Regions from separate parts of the Mus musculus genome. Here regions 1, 2 and 3 are each linked to region 4. A link is a loop called in an ENCODE intact Hi-C map of the cell type or tissue named here. Cell type or tissue: heart. All regions are shown on one strand. Each heading gives the region's core, and the rest is flanking DNA. Links, peaks and the distances in the headings are about the cores only.

Evidence for each region. Peaks named below come from ENCODE experiments on the same cell type or tissue, not always from the same donor. Only the 100,000 strongest peaks of a DNase experiment are listed, where the experiment ranks them.
Region 1: it touches region 4 in a loop (2.1-fold over the local background); 4 of 42 quality-filtered maps call a loop at or near these places.
Region 2: a loop joins it to region 4, with 3 times the contacts of the local background. A loop is called at or near these places in 4 of 42 quality-filtered maps.
Region 3: a loop joins it to region 4, with 2.3 times the contacts of the local background. A loop is called at or near these places in 5 of 42 quality-filtered maps.

What each region holds. Positions count from the first base shown.
Region 1 is chr12:100,438,211-100,440,710 of GRCm38, reverse strand. All of the region lies in intron 5 of Ttc7b (tetratricopeptide repeat domain 7B), which reads left to right. Among named protein-coding and RNA genes, the nearest start is that of Gm36375, 56 kb to the left of the region's middle. In heart, for the core only: a CTCF peak has its summit at 1,489 (motif pointing left); DNase peaks (open chromatin) are centred at 1,110 and 1,220; H3K27ac peaks cover 794 bases.
Region 2 is chr12:100,183,094-100,187,166 of GRCm38, reverse strand. No RefSeq gene overlaps it. Among named protein-coding and RNA genes, the nearest start is that of Gm10433, 2.8 kb to the left of the region's middle. In heart, for the core only: a CTCF peak has its summit at 1,948 (motif pointing left); a DNase peak (open chromatin) is centred at 2,916; H3K4me3 peaks cover 161 bases; H3K27ac peaks cover 178 bases.
Region 3 is chr12:100,573,890-100,577,962 of GRCm38, reverse strand. Rps6ka5 (ribosomal protein S6 kinase, polypeptide 5) reads left to right here. Exons shown (of 17, transcript NM_001330702.1): 9 at 80-241; 10 at 2,203-2,328; 11 at 2,707-2,840; 12 at 3,439-3,532. Among named protein-coding and RNA genes, the nearest start is that of Ttc7b, 55 kb to the right of the region's middle. In heart, for the core only: a CTCF peak has its summit at 2,029 (motif pointing right); no DNase peak of the experiment used is centred there.
Region 4 is chr12:100,519,900-100,523,911 of GRCm38, reverse strand. Ttc7b (tetratricopeptide repeat domain 7B) reads left to right here and starts at 3,090. Exons shown (of 20, transcript NM_001033213.1): 1 at 3,090-3,341. The coding sequence starts at 3,221. In heart, for the core only: a CTCF peak has its summit at 2,969 (motif pointing right); DNase peaks (open chromatin) are centred at 3,001 and 3,301; H3K4me3 peaks cover 1,463 bases; H3K27ac peaks cover 1,359 bases.

The DNA of each region.
Region 1 (2,500 bases), core at 1-2,500, 82 kb after region 4:
CCTACAAGAATGCTGCTGGCCACACTTGGTTCTTGTCCTAGTTAGATTCAGCTATCAGCTTGACACCACCTATATCATTCAAGGGACTCTGAACTGAGAGATTACTCAGACCCCATGTCTGTGAGGGATTGAGTTGATCAATGATCAATAGACAGGAGGGCTGGGCTGTAAGAAGGCTGGTTACCTGAGCAGGAGCTTCAGAGCAAGGATGAGAGTGAGCCAGCAAGTAGTGTTCCTTGATGGATTCTCTCCAGTTCTCGCTTAAGTTCCTGCCCTGACTTCCCCCAGTGATCGTTTGTGACCTAGAAGTGTAAGCCAAATAAACCGTTTCCAACCAGAGTTGCTTTGGGCCAGAATCTTTTATCACAGCAACAGAAAAGAAACTAAAACAGGACCCATCTGTCTAGATGTATGTGCAAGAGTCAAGAGAAAAGCATGGACTGTGAGTGTCCTCAGCGGCCTCAGCTTTCCAGGGCTGCTTTCTGTCCATTTCTGTCAGGGAAGTATGCTGCCTGCCTGACCTGGAATTTCCAGAGCTTTCAATAGCATCTGCCCAGTGTAAGATGATGAGCACACTCAGTAGGTGCCCAAAGCTACTGTCTCCATCAGGGTCTGTAACTCCTATGGGTCCACATGGACGTTATGAATCAGAGGTCATTGCTGTAGTAAGCCATGTTGCCTGGTAACATAACTGGCATTTTATCTTTATTAGGTTTCCAGGGGAAGACAATTGAAAGTTAATCCAAGGCCAGCTTCTGAGGGGCAGCAGGAGCCTGCTGCTCTCTGTCCACCTTGCTCTCTGCTTGCTTTGCTGCTCGTTTGTTGATTACTGTGTTCATGTCTGCCTCGGTTTACTAAGAGATGCCATGAGGCAGGAACTTTCACTGTTTTGTTTGGGGAGAGATCTGCACCTTCAACAGTGCCTGGCGTTTAGACAGAAATAGCTATGGCTTGTAGCTCATTGCCATATATCTTCCTTAAAACTGGTTAATTCAGTATGTATTTATTAACAGCAGAGGTGCCGAGTGATGTGCTAAGGGGAGTGGAATGTGAAAAGAAGGAAGTGCCCTGGAGCAGCTCCCTGGAACTTGGGTCTCTGCTCTTCCTCTTAGATGTGGGCGGGGAGATGTGCTGAGGCCAAAGGTGGTGGTCCTGACCACTTGCCCTTGGCTGAAGGAGGATGGAGGCTGTTGAGTATCTGTATTTATTACTTTTTTGCTGCTGCTATAAAAACACCATGACAAAAAGCAGCTTAAGGAAGAGTTTCTTTCAGCTTTGTGTTCCAAAGAGCTAGATGTCCACAATGCTGAGGAAGCCATGGTGACAAGAGCAGGAAGCTGAGCAATCACAATCTCAGCCACACACTGGAAGCAGAGCATGTAAGCAGGAAGTTGGACGAGGCTATAAACCCTGAAAGGCTACCTCTAGTGACATAGTTTCTCAGGAATTGTTCTACCTCCTAAAAGTCCCATAACTCCCCAAATAGTGCCATCAACTGGGCACTAAGTGTTCAGACACATGAGTCTATGGGAGACATTCTTATTCAATCTACCACCGTATCAAAGAGTTTCCTGGACACCAGCAAATGGAACCTATTTTCTGGGACCTTTGGCTCTCTGCCTCGTCTTTGAGGATGTCTACAGTAATGCTGACACTGTATAGTGCCTCAAGCAGGCCCTGATGCCACTTGTTTTTTTGTTTTTTTGTTTTTTTCTGCACTGTGTGGACTTCCCACAGTGGGAAAGGATTTCCGTGGCTTTAGTTCCTTAGGGTACTAGTTCCCACAGCTTCCCACCCCTAATTTTTATAGCCTTTAAGCATGTAGTTGACACCTCATGAGGCGGTGCTGGATATAGAGGCACACAAGCATTGAGAATGGCCTTTATAGCCATGTCTCAAGAAGTAGACCTGAAGTAACTGGCAACTGGTAATGAGGAATCCACGACCTGTCTGGGGAAGAGGTAAGGCAGGCTTGCCCTCTCTGCACCCGTAGGGAGCTGTTACGGTAATTTAGTGATCTATAAGTGTGGGCATCGCTGCTCCAGCACTTGCCTGGAATGGAACGCGTTAGCCTGCTTTCTGCCTTTCCTAGCTCACATGTCAAGTAAAATTATATTTTATGAGAAAACACCAGAGCCCCAGGCTCCTCCAGAGATGCCTCTTTTGTCTTTATGAGAAGACAGCAGAGGCCCCAGCCTCCTCCAGAGATGGCCCCTTTTTCTTTCTTTCTTTTCACATTGCTATTTTTTCTCTCCATTCTTGTTTTGCAGAAATATTTTTAGCCAACAGTTAAAATTGTAGAAGGAAAAGCTGAGCTAAGGCCCAGAAGATGACAGCAACATAATTTATGACTTTTTAAGGTATTATTAGAACTTTTTGTTCAAAGAAGAGAAAGAATTGCCCCTTGTCTCCCAGGTACCTGCATTTTTATTGATATGACAGCAGTTGCTGTAGCTCTGTCCTCCAAGATGGAAGCCTGTGTCTGTGTGTTCTTGCAAAA
Region 2 (4,073 bases), core at 629-3,128, 340 kb after region 4:
ACCAGCAGAAAGGAGACTCGCTGTTTGGGCATCTTGCTCGAGCTGCAGGGTCCTTCTGGAAAGCTCGCCCGAATACGTCATTTTTTGCTCACGCTGTGCACGATCCCGCGGGCTCCTAATGCGTTTTGTTTTATTTTAACTGTGCTCCAAACGGCCGCGCTGGAAACTATTTCTCTGCTCCAGAGATAGGGGCAAAACAGTTCGCCCCACAGGCGTGCTACGAGAATTGGATTTTGGTTGTATCAACTTATTTGCCTTTTTAAAGCAAATGTTTTGTGTGTGCATCCGGTTTTCATCCTTCTCTGATGCCCACTCCCGCTACAAAAGAGAATGTAATTATCCAATAAAAGTCGTACTTCAGGACTTAGCCTCTTTTCTGTGGTGAAAGAATGAAAAAAAAAAAAAGTTCCCTGGTTGGATTAGAATTCTGGAAAACGGAAAAGAGGTCAGGGTTGTTTTAGTTCAGTGCGTGGTGATATCTTGGTTTTATTTGAGGTGCGTAGGTGCGCATTCGGTGGATCCTGGATATCCAAAGGTGAATTTTGGAACGCCTTGGTTGTGGGTGTTGCCATGGCTACTGGGAGAGGGGAGGCAGTGAATTGTTAAGACCAATAAAAGCTGACAGGGCCTGGCCTCTCTGTTGCCTGAATTCTTTAAATTGACTGCCCTGGTTTGTGTATCCAGGTTTTCTCCATTCCTGTACCCCTGCAAGATTCCTGGATTGATCAACATCTACTTACATGGGTGTGTCAATTTGTCTTTGACTAACAAGAGTACACACACTAAGTGTAGATTTTTCCGATTAGATAATGCATCTAGAAGCAGTTTTTTCTTTCTTTCTTTTTTTTTTTTTTTTACTACAAGCCACACACTCTGATTTGCAAGTTATTGCTATTCTTAATCTAACTAGTTTTGAACAACTGTTGACTTGCATACCTTTTAAGAATATGTAAACCATCACCTTAACTGAGTGCCTATCAAGACAATGCCAGAGTGCGCTGAGCTCATGGACGTTGCAAAAGAAAGAAACTTGGAGCTTTGCATAATCTCTACATAGCAACAACCACTCATATCGCTAACAGACAGTATTTCAGCGTTTGGCAGCCGGTGCTAGGAGTTTTCACTTGCTTCGAGAAATAAAGCCGAGAAGTCTTCAGGGGCTGGATTCCTTCAGTGGTTTTGTGATAAATTTATCTCACACAGTTCTGAGGATTGCATGATCTGTGAATGTGTCAAGACTGCAAACTGTAGAACCATGGATACAAGGTCAGGCAATTGCTAAGTACTTAACCTGTACTCTCTGACCGTAAGAGAGGAAGACTGTCCATCCACAGATTGACTCATATCTAAAAGAAACCTTAAACAATACTTTTAAGGTTTATTTGTGTGTGTGTGTGTGAGTGTTTTGTTTGCATGTCTGCCTATGCACCGTGTGTGTGCCTGGTGTCCTTGGAGGCCAGAAGAGGGCTCCAGATCGCCTAGATCTGAAGTTTCAGACAGTCATGGGCTGCAGTTTAGGTGCTGGGAATCAAACTGGAGCCTCTGGAAGCAGACCAGTTAAAAGCAAGTGTTCTTAACCCACACGCCATCTCTCTAGCCCTGACACTGCTTTTCTTAATGTAAGTATGTTTAGGATAGTCTTATACAGAGTTGGTATGATGGGCTCATAAGGCAATTATTACAATGTCAAACTTTCCTAGTTTTACCATTGGTTGTGTCTGATAAAGCCCACCCTCTGTCCTAGGTAAACCAGACAACGAATCTCCTTTGAACTGTTTCTAATGCCTTAAGATGAATAGAAAACATCCAATGCCTTAAGATGGGAGGATGAAGGGCTGGAGAGATGGCTCAGTGGTTAAGAGCACTGACTGCTCTTCCAGAGGTCCTGAGTTCAATTCTCAACAACCACATGGTGGCTCACAACCACAGCAATGGGATCTGATGCCCTCTTCTGGTGAGTCTGAGGACAGTGACTGTGTACTCACATACATAAAATAAATAAAACCTTTATTTAAAAAAAAAAAAAAAGAAAGAAAGAAAGGATGAACAGAGTGAAAACAAAGACAGAGTGGTTTGGGTTCCTTTCTGGAGTTTGATGGGCACGAGGAAATAAATGCATTTCTAGAGTCAAACGTAACTTCTGTCTGCTGGTTTTCTTTCTCAGTCCCTGCACATAGTTTTGGGCTTTAAGGTTCTTAAATTTTTTTTTCCTGTTAAATTGCTATTTTTAGTCTATTTAAGATAAGGCTTTGCTATATAGCTTATGCTGCGTGAAAGTTTCTGTATAAGAAAACCTACAGAACTAATACTTCTATATTAGTGGCTTGGAATTCTTCTGAGTGGCTGGGATTATGGGTATGGGCTTTATGCCCGACTCTTGTAGTCATTTCAGAATCCTGCTTTCATAGATTGGCCTACTACACCTCTCATGCTGGTGGGCTTTGCTGCTGGAGTCACAATTCATGCAGGCAGCATTTAGAGTTCGGTAAAAGGCAAAGCGCATTTTCTGTCCTAGTTCGTGGAGCCTCTGAATTTTCTCCATGGAGTCCAGGTTAAGGACAATTCACTCTCCGCTTCTCCATTGCCGTTCTGGCTCCACTTTTGTCCCCTTCTGTTTTCTGACCTCTCCAGCCTTCAGTTCAACAAGCCACCACTGCTTTCTGTATTACACGCCTGTCTGGTTTTGCTGTAATCTTGCTTAGTCTACAGCAGATTGTCATGGGTTTAGTGCTTTTTTAGGAAGGGCAGACGTTTATTTCTCACGGTTCTGTGGCTGAGAAGTGCATCATCAAGGCAACATCAGACTGGAGTCTGGCGGAGGCTCCTCCCGCTAATACAGTGCCTTTCTGTTTCATCCTCATAGGGTGTGAGGTCAAAGGCCAGAGGGACACCGATGCTCTGCTTCATGTGGCAGAGGAGATGAAAGGCCCAGGCAGCTCTGACGCCTCTTTTATAAGGAAGTTGAACCCACTCACCAGGGCACAGCCCTCATGACTAATCACTTCCCTTTTTTATGGTATAAGTTCCAGCATAACTTTGGAAGGGACACACAGTCACGTTTTGGCACATTCCCATCCCTGGTTCTATCTCATGCCCTTGGTTTAATCTGTAGCCCAGATAATCAACCACATCTACCTGGATCATTGCCCTGCCCAAACAGGGCAGGCTCATGAATTCAAATGTGAGATCAGCTCACATCAACACTCCCCTGACCCCACCCACTGGCTCCCTTAACACTTATTTCACGTCTCCTGTTCCCACATTCTACGTCTATTATGGGTAGCCAATTACTCATTCATTCAGTGAATATTTGTGATACACCTATCAGGAGTGTGGCTCTGGACTGGAGACCAAGGGCATGAGAAGCATAACGTGCCTGGACCTTGGTTTTTAACGGACTCTTACTAGTTGGAAGAAAACTAAACGGAAGTGGCACATTTTTTGCAAGGTGGGAGACAATGGTCACCACTTCAGGTGTCTAGAAGGAGGATTCATTCTGTTGGATCACGGCCTCGTGGCACTGGAGGTGGCTTCGAGGATCAATACAGATGTCCCCGAGGAAGGCATTCTACAGGGAGGGAAGACTGGAAATGTAGGTGAAGAGGCTGGAAAGAACAGTGTCAGGGAAGGGGAGGAAGGGGAGTTTGTAATAAGGGCCCATCAGACAAGACAAGGCTGTGCTAGCATTGTTAAGGTATGTAGTGTGAGCCTGTGTGAGTAGACAGCCCTGCACTCCTGTGCTCCTTTGAAAATTTTGAGAAATGACAGACAAACTCTAAGGTACTACTGTGGAGCATGCCCAGTGAACTGCACAGACAAAGCCCCCTACATAACCCTACCTGTTCTGGAACTCACCGCATAGACCAGGATGGCCTCAAACTCTGAGAGACCTGCCTGCTTCTGCTTCCCAAGTGCATGCTGGGAGTAAAGGTGTGCACCACCATGCCCTGTTTCTGTACGGTTACTTCCATTGTCTCACTGACTGCTCACTGGACTGAGCTTGCTCCTTGTCACAAGGAAGGGGCTTTAGGCTTGAGAGGACAAGCGACTGGCTGAGGTTCACCCCTGGCCAC
Region 3 (4,073 bases), core at 839-3,338, 55 kb before region 4:
ACAAAGTAACCATATCTATTGTTCATAATATAGTTTGATTTTTTTTTTGACTTGTCCCAATCTTCTTGCTGTGCTCTAGAAGATAAAGTGGGATGACTTAGCTGCCAAAAAAGTGCCTGCGCCATTCAAGCCGGTGATCCGGGATGAGTTAGATGTGAGTAACTTCGCTGAAGAGTTCACAGAGATGGACCCCACCTACTCTCCCGCTGCCTTGCCACAGAGCTCCGAGCGACTGTTTCAGGTAAAGTTGCAGCATGCCAGACATGCTTTGGAAGAAAGCCAGTTTTCCTAGTGAGGTGGTTTGTTGGCATAAAATAAGAATTCTATAATCTCTTCAGAACTAAATTTAGAGATATGTTGAGGTACTATCTGGAAGTTTGCAGTTTACTAAATAGATTTTATTATAGTTTTTAATGTGTATGTTTTAGGTTTTTTTGTTGTTTTGTTTTGTTTTTTTGAGACAGAAGTTGGAGTTTTGGGATTTGGATTGTTTAGTGGGATATTTTGTCTGTTCATTTGAGACAGGGTCATGCTGTGTAACCCTGGCTATTCTGGAGCTCACTATATATAACAGACGCGTCTTGAACTTCTGCTTCTCCGTAGCTCGGATCAAAGGTGTGCATTCGAACAACCAACCTCTGTTTGTTTTTTATGACGAGGTATTCATTTTATACTTGAAAATTCATTTCTGCTGAGGCTCATGTGAAAATTATAATGCTATTTTATTTTTTACTCCATTCTTTAAACTATTCAGTGTTACCTGGACCTTTATCTTCAGTGAATAATAAATTATACATGCTCTCTAATTCTTAAAGTCTTGAATCGAGGGGGCCAGAGATGTAGAGTGCTCACCTAGCCGGCAGGAAACTCTGGCTTTAGTTTCTAGTACTGCATAAAACTGGGTCTGGTAGCACTCACCTGAAATCCCAGTGTTCCAGAGGGTAAGAAGTTCAGGGTCACCCTCAGCTACACAGTGAACACAGCTGCCAGTAGAACCCTGTCTCAAAAAAACAAAAATCAAAAACGGAAGGGAGGGAGACAAACAGATTTATTTTTAAAGACTTTGGGTTTAAAGTCCATGATTTCCATGCAATGATGGGCTATAATCTGGAAATGTGAGCTAAAATAAGTCCTTCCACTCCAAGTTGGTTTTGCCAAAATATTGTTTAAAGATTTATTTTTATAGTTTTGTACGTGTATGTATGTATGTATGTATGTATGTATGTATGTATATTGTATAGGATTCCTTGGAGCTGCAGTTTCAGCTTGTAAGCTGCCTAATGTAGATTATGCGACGAACTTAATGCCCTCTGAAAGAGTAGTGAGCACTTTGACTCTCTGTAAGAGTGTTTACCTGTTTGTTTTTGTCAGTATTTTATCACAGCAATATGTGTAGATGTGTGTATGTGAAATATTATATAAAGCACATTGTTTTGTATTTTAACTTTAAAAAATTAAAAGTGCAGAATATTTTTTAGGAAATGTTCGTTTACAGATGCAGATACTCTGTGCCTATTGAACTGTGTCATAGCTGCACTTCTCTGACCACTGACAGTGCCTGTAGTGTGGTTTGCTCTGGCTATTCAGAGTGTGCCTCTCACCTGTCCTATGACCCTGGAGAACATGGCCAAGGATCTATGTAGGTGGTAAACTAGTAAATGCCCTAGCTTGCACAGAGTAATTATGTGTCATTTATCACTCTGGCTTACCACATCATCCTTCCACTGGGGTATTATTTTCCAAAACTCAATTTTAAGTTTAGTTATTCTGAAAACATAGAATACAGATTCAATAATTGCTAAATTAAAGATGAACTTTTATGAAACTTGTTATTTTTGTAGTTTGAAACAGTTCTGGGGCCACTTTATTTGATGTGTTGACTGTGCCTCTTCTGAGGTCAGATGAGTTTATAAACAGATATTATCAGCAATGCAAAAGGTTCACAGGCTTGCATCAGATTTGGGAGTGGAATAGGGAGGAAGTCTTTCTGCCTTGATTTTTTGAGTTGGGCTAGTTCTGCCAGAAGATGGCAATATCTCCTTCTGAGAAGCATTTGCTATTGAGTTAATGCTGTATTCTGAATGCAAATAAAATTATCTTCATCTGAACATTTTTTTCTATGAAAAGAAATGATCGCCATCTAGACCGTGCCTAGCTGTGAGAGTGCAGAGCTTTGAGCTTTAGCATCTCTTCTCTTTTCAGGGCTATTCCTTCGTTGCTCCATCTATTCTCTTCAAGCGTAACGCAGCTGTCATAGATCCTCTTCAGTTCCATATGGGAGTTGACCGTCCTGGAGTGACAAATGTTGCCAGGAGTGCAATGATGAAGGTACATAGGTCTGGCTGCCTCAGTTTGGATCTGTGATTTGTGTGAATATTTAAACACCAACTGATGTTTTTAAGTCTAGTAAATTTACTAGATTATCACTCAACTAAAAGGCAACTTTAGAAAATGAGTAAATAAGTGGGAATAGCAGTGTTTTCCCCAGAAGATTGTCACTGCCAACCTGCATGAGCTCCTTTTTGCCATGATAAAACATGATATATTTTGGACAAATGTATAGATGAAAATATAAGCACACTAAATGAGTTTTAATTTATTGCTTTCAAATTTCTGAATCATTTCACATTAAATTACAGCTTTACATATACTTTGTGTATTACTACCAATCTTTTATTAAATTAAATAATGTTGATCTTTTATCAGGACTCACCCTTCTATCAACACTATGACCTAGATCTGAAGGACAAACCTTTGGGAGAAGGAAGTTTTTCAATTTGTCGCAAGTGTGTACACAAAAAAACTAACCAAGCATTTGCTGTCAAAATAATCAGCAAAAGGTATGGCCAGTCCTAGCAGTCTTTCTTGGGGCTTTTGACCACTTAGGAAGTTCTGGAAATTACGGAGAAGGAAATCAGTTGTTTCCTTTGCGAGACTTTTTGCACACATGCTTAGTTATTTGCCTTTTTAGCTGAGGTCCAATACTTCTAGCACTAGTGTTCTCTGATGATGTAATCAGTTTTGGACAAATCAGAATCTGTTGTGTTTTATATGAAAACTGTCTTGTGGTAATGATATATTTAATCAGATTTGCTTGGTGACTTTTATTTGTTGAATATTTGCAGTCAAAAGTATTTAGCAAGCTTCCTGATGGCTTTAAGAACAGAGCTAGCTAGTTCTGGTAACAGGTTATTACCATTGCTAAATTGTCAGCAAGAAGAGCATCCATTTCTTTGTATGACTAGCTCTCTTCTAATTCAGAGGTCATAATTTTCTTTAAAAAAAGTTTTACTTTCCTGGTGGGTGGTATGATTACTACTTTTGTGGATATGTCATTTTGAGACTTTGACACAGGCATTCTGAATACACTATAAATAAAAACAATCAGGGAGAGAGCGCTGATGTGAAACTCTGCTGGAAAACTATTTGATTTTGTAGGATGGAAGCCAATACTCAGAAAGAAATAACAGCTCTGAAACTCTGCGAAGGACACCCCAATATTGTGAAACTACATGAAGTTTTTCACGATCAGGTATTTCAAGGACTCCCTCCATCCGCGCACATGGGCTAGGTCAGATACAGGGTTCAACTTCTCACCAGTTTTATTGGTGCTGCTGAGTGAAGCTCAGGGGCGTCTACTATCACCCAGCCTCTGGGAAGGGGAGAGAAGGTAGCGCACACACCCTCACCTCTGCCTCAGTTCATCCTTTACTTCACCCATCTTGGCATGGGTGGATACAGAGGGGCAAGAGGCCCTCGTGCCACTGTCACAGATTGCAGTGTGCTTATTGTGAGTGTGGCTGCCATCCACCCTCACTTAATTACTTCGTAGTCAGTACTTAGTGACTTTAAGCCTTCAACATTCTTTACATTTCTAGCATCAGACAGACTGACTCTTAAGCCCACATGGTGCAAGTTAAAGGACAAATGGGAAGCAGAAAGACAGATGTTCCCTTTCATCTTGTTCCAGGTGGCAGCGTCTGCTCAGCCCCCAGGACAGGTTGTTCTATGCTCTCTTCTACTCTTAGCTCTGCTTTTCAACAGAAGTCTCACACGGAAGCCTGTCACTTGGA
Region 4 (4,012 bases), core at 1,513-4,012:
CTTTGTCCTAGTTAGATTTCTTCTGCTGTGATCACTGCAACTCTTATAAAGAAAACATTTAGTTGGAGTTGGCTTACAGCTTCAGAGGTTCAGTCCATTGCCATCATGGCAGGAAGCATGGCAGCAGATACAGTGCTGCAAGCATGGCAGCAGGCAGGCAGACATGGTGCTGGAGAAGGGGCTGAGTGTTCCACATCTTGAGTGTCCTACATCTTGCAGCAGCAGGAGACTGTGAGCCACACTAGGCATAGCTTGACTATATGAGACCTCAGAAGCCCGCCTCCACGGTGACACACTTCCTCCAACAAGGCCACACCTCCTAATAGTGCTACTCCTACGGGCTAAGTATTCATTCACATGGGTCTATGGGGGCCATTCCTATTGAAATCACCACATCCTTCCTTCTGTAAGTCACCTTGGTCATTCTCTCTCTCTCTCTCTCTCTCTCTCTCTCTCTCTGTGTGTGTGTGTGTGTGTGTGTGTGTGTGTGTGTGTGTGTGTGTAAAATAGAATTACATCATTTTCTCCATCCCACCGTTTTTCCTACCCCTTTACCCTTGTTCTGTCAAAATCCATGGCCTTGGTCACGGCACTGTACCACAGCAATGGAAAGTAACTAATACAGTGTTGGGTGGGGAAACATGGCATCCACAGACAGGAAGCTAGAGAGGGAGGTTCACTCCTAAAACGACTAACATTCTAAAGTTGGGGCCCCACCCATAGATCTACATTAATCCTTTGCAAGGGCAGCTTCCCTTGACCCACGACCCAAGGTCCTTCCATCAGGCCTCCCTTCTTAAAAGCCCCCACATCTCAGTATCTTCATCCTATGGTCCAAGTTCTCCACAGAGGAACCTAGGAGCATACACTCAAACAATAACCAGTTCAAAGAAAGTCAGATGCGTTTGTTGTGGAATAGCTGATTTTAGACTGTAGTGTGCAAGAGGCAGAGAGCTGTTAGGATGGTGGCCTAATCTTCTCTACCCTCTAATTAAGTTTTAACTGCTGCATTCCACAGGTACACATTATAGGAAGGGAAGAAGAAGGTGGGGGCGGGGAGTTAAATCCCACTGCCTGGCATCTCCCACGCTCAGAAAAACGGCTTAGCCAGGAAACAGACTGGATGCTTTGCCTTACACTGTGGCCATGGAGGCCAAGTAATGTTATGACATTGTTATTCTGTGTGCCACCATGCAGGGAAATGCAAGTCCTACAGTCACACAGGCACTGTCAGCTGAACAAGGCTTCTTGGTGACCTTTGGCCTGAGGCTTATTCCAGACTTCTTAGCTGGATCTGGAAGTGTGTAACAATGTAATGAGACCTCAAAAGCCCACCTCCACGCCACACCTCCTAATAGTGCTACTCCTACGGGCTAAGTATTCACTCACATGGGTCTATGGGGGCCATTCCTATTGAAATCACCACATCCTTCCTTCTGTAAGTCACCTTGGTCATCTTCTCTCTCTCTCTCTCTCTCTCTCTCTCTCTGTGTGTGTGTGTGTGTGTGTGTGTGTGTGTGTGTGTAAAATAGAATTACATCATTTTCTCCATCCCACCGTTTTTCCTACCCCTTTACCCTTGCTCCTTCGCCCTCATTTCCTCTGGCATTCTGTTTGCCTGTCCTTGGGCTGTCCTTAGTGTCTGAGCCCCATCTGCTCTGCTCCCATCACCTCTGAGGGCCTTGGGTTGCCTCAGTGTGGTGTTGGTCATGTCCCAAGTACTTCTTTCCTCTTGGCCCTTACTGAGTTTCAGTTGCTGATCCTGTAAACCAAGGCCTGTGAGTCTGGTCTTCATTTATCCCCAGGGCATGAGAGAAAAGCCTGCACTTGATAGCTTTGGAAAGCTGGAGGAGACACACCCAAAGAGGATGAACCTGGTGACAGGGTACTGCCCAGATGACAGCTCCATCCTCAGAGGCAGTATTGCAGAGTCCAACACCCCCACTGCCCCTGAAGCCACATTCCCTGACCAACTTTCCCAAATACTGGTCATGTCCATACTTGCAGGCCTTGCCATTGCATGCCTGACTAACATGCAGGCTCCCTATCTCACCAAGAAGAAAGACAGTCTTTCTAATGATCCAGAAGGCCGGGCATGGACTAACCCCCACCCTCCTGACATCATCTGCTCAGCTCCTTGCCTTCATTCCACCCCAGCCACTCTGGCCTTTTTCTAACTCACCAAATATAGTAAAGCCGAGGCCTTTGCTCTGCCTGTAATGATCTGCCCTCCCCACCTCCCATATCCCCCCGACTCTCATCTTTAAAACTGTCAAATATCACTTCAACACCATCCTTAACCAACCCATAACCTAATTTGCTACTTTATTTTGCTTAATTAATTCATTTCCATGAATGGGCTATGAACTTTATACCCACTTTGAAGCAAAGTTGTACCCACTTCGTTCCGTTTCCACAGCCCTAAAACACTACCTAGCTCTGTGTGGGTGACCTCTGACTCTATAGTTACTGAATAAATTACACAAGTGAAATAATGTTCAGCTTAGACACCTGCCCCTGCTCTCAGTTACAAGGTCAAGGCCTGGAAATGCCACTTATGAGTTGGTATTCTCCTCAGAGGGCAAGGGAGCTGGCATCTGGGCTTGCAGCTACACACACACACACACACACACACACACACACACACACACACACACGTCCTCCCTCACTTTCTTCCAACACACACTTAAGGAACTTCGGGCAGGTTCTGGAGGAGCATGAATCTCCACTGCTTCTGGCCACATGATGGGGACGGAGGCTACCTGGGGCAGAGGGGAGCCTGAGGAGGGGCGCAGGCCAGCACAAGCAACCTGCGATGGCAGGGCCAGCCGAGGCAGGCTCGCCCTTCACGCCCTCTCGCACTAGAAACCCCGGCCTTTGGAGCCCCAGAGCATCCTCGGGGTGGCTGCCCTGGCTTGACCCCTCACCGCTCCAGGTTCGCTCCTGAGCACCGTCCCGCGCTCCTCATTGCTGTCCGGCCTCCGCCCCGGCCCGCTGCGGCTCCGGCCCTGGCCGGCAGGGGCCGCTCCTCGCGGCGCCCGGGGCCCCGCCGCGCCCGCCGCCGCCCGCTCCCCGCCCCTTCCCCGGCCGGCGTTCCCGTTACGCCGCCGAGCCGGGAGCCGGAGCCGGAGCCCGCGGCCGCAGCGGGAGGCGGCGCGGGGCCCGGCGGCGGCGGGGCCTGCGGGGCCTGCGGGCGCGCGCCGGGCCGGCCAGGGCGGCCATGGCGACCAGGAAGGCGGGCTCGCGGCTGGAGACGGAGATCGAGCGCTGCCGCTCCGAGTGCCAATGGGAGCGGATCCCCGAGCTCGTCAAGCAGCTGTCGGCCAAGCTCATCGCCAACGGTACGCGCGGACGCACCGGGGCTTGCGGGACCGCCGCGGCCTCCGGGGCTAGGCCTGAGGCTCCGGGCGCGAGCAGGGGCGCGGCCGGGCGGCGAGGCGCAGGCCGCGCGGTGTGCGCGGGCCAGGCCCTTGGGGAACGCGGGGTCCTCCGGTCACGCGGCGTGCGGCTGGGCGGGCGGGCTGTGCCTGTCGGAGCCTTGGAGTCCTGACGTGCAGGCTGGAGAGGTTCACCGACCCCAGAGACCGGAGGCCAGCCCCGGGCTTCCAAGAAGTTGGAGCTTGTGTGTGTGTGTGCGTTTGTGTGTGTATGGAGCCCCCCGGGACATACCTGTGGGCATCTGGGGACCACCAGAGTGTGTGTGGTGTGCTCAGGGGTCCTGTGATGGAGATGTTGTGAACATATGGTAATCAAGGGCCCCAGGAGGGAGCTCAGACTTGGAGGGTGTCAGGGGTGGCATTGGCAGGTTGGGATTTGTGTCTTGAGGTCAAGACAGTTGGGTGTCAAATCTGCAGACCCAGAGAGGATAGGGTGGAGAGTACAAGGGAAACAGAGTCAGGGAGTCTGGGAGAAGGTTACTGGGCAGGAAGATGAGACTGTATTAACAATGAGGGAAATGGAGCTGATTGGATGAGGGGCCTGGTGCGCCCAGGAACCAGGATCTGACTTGGGA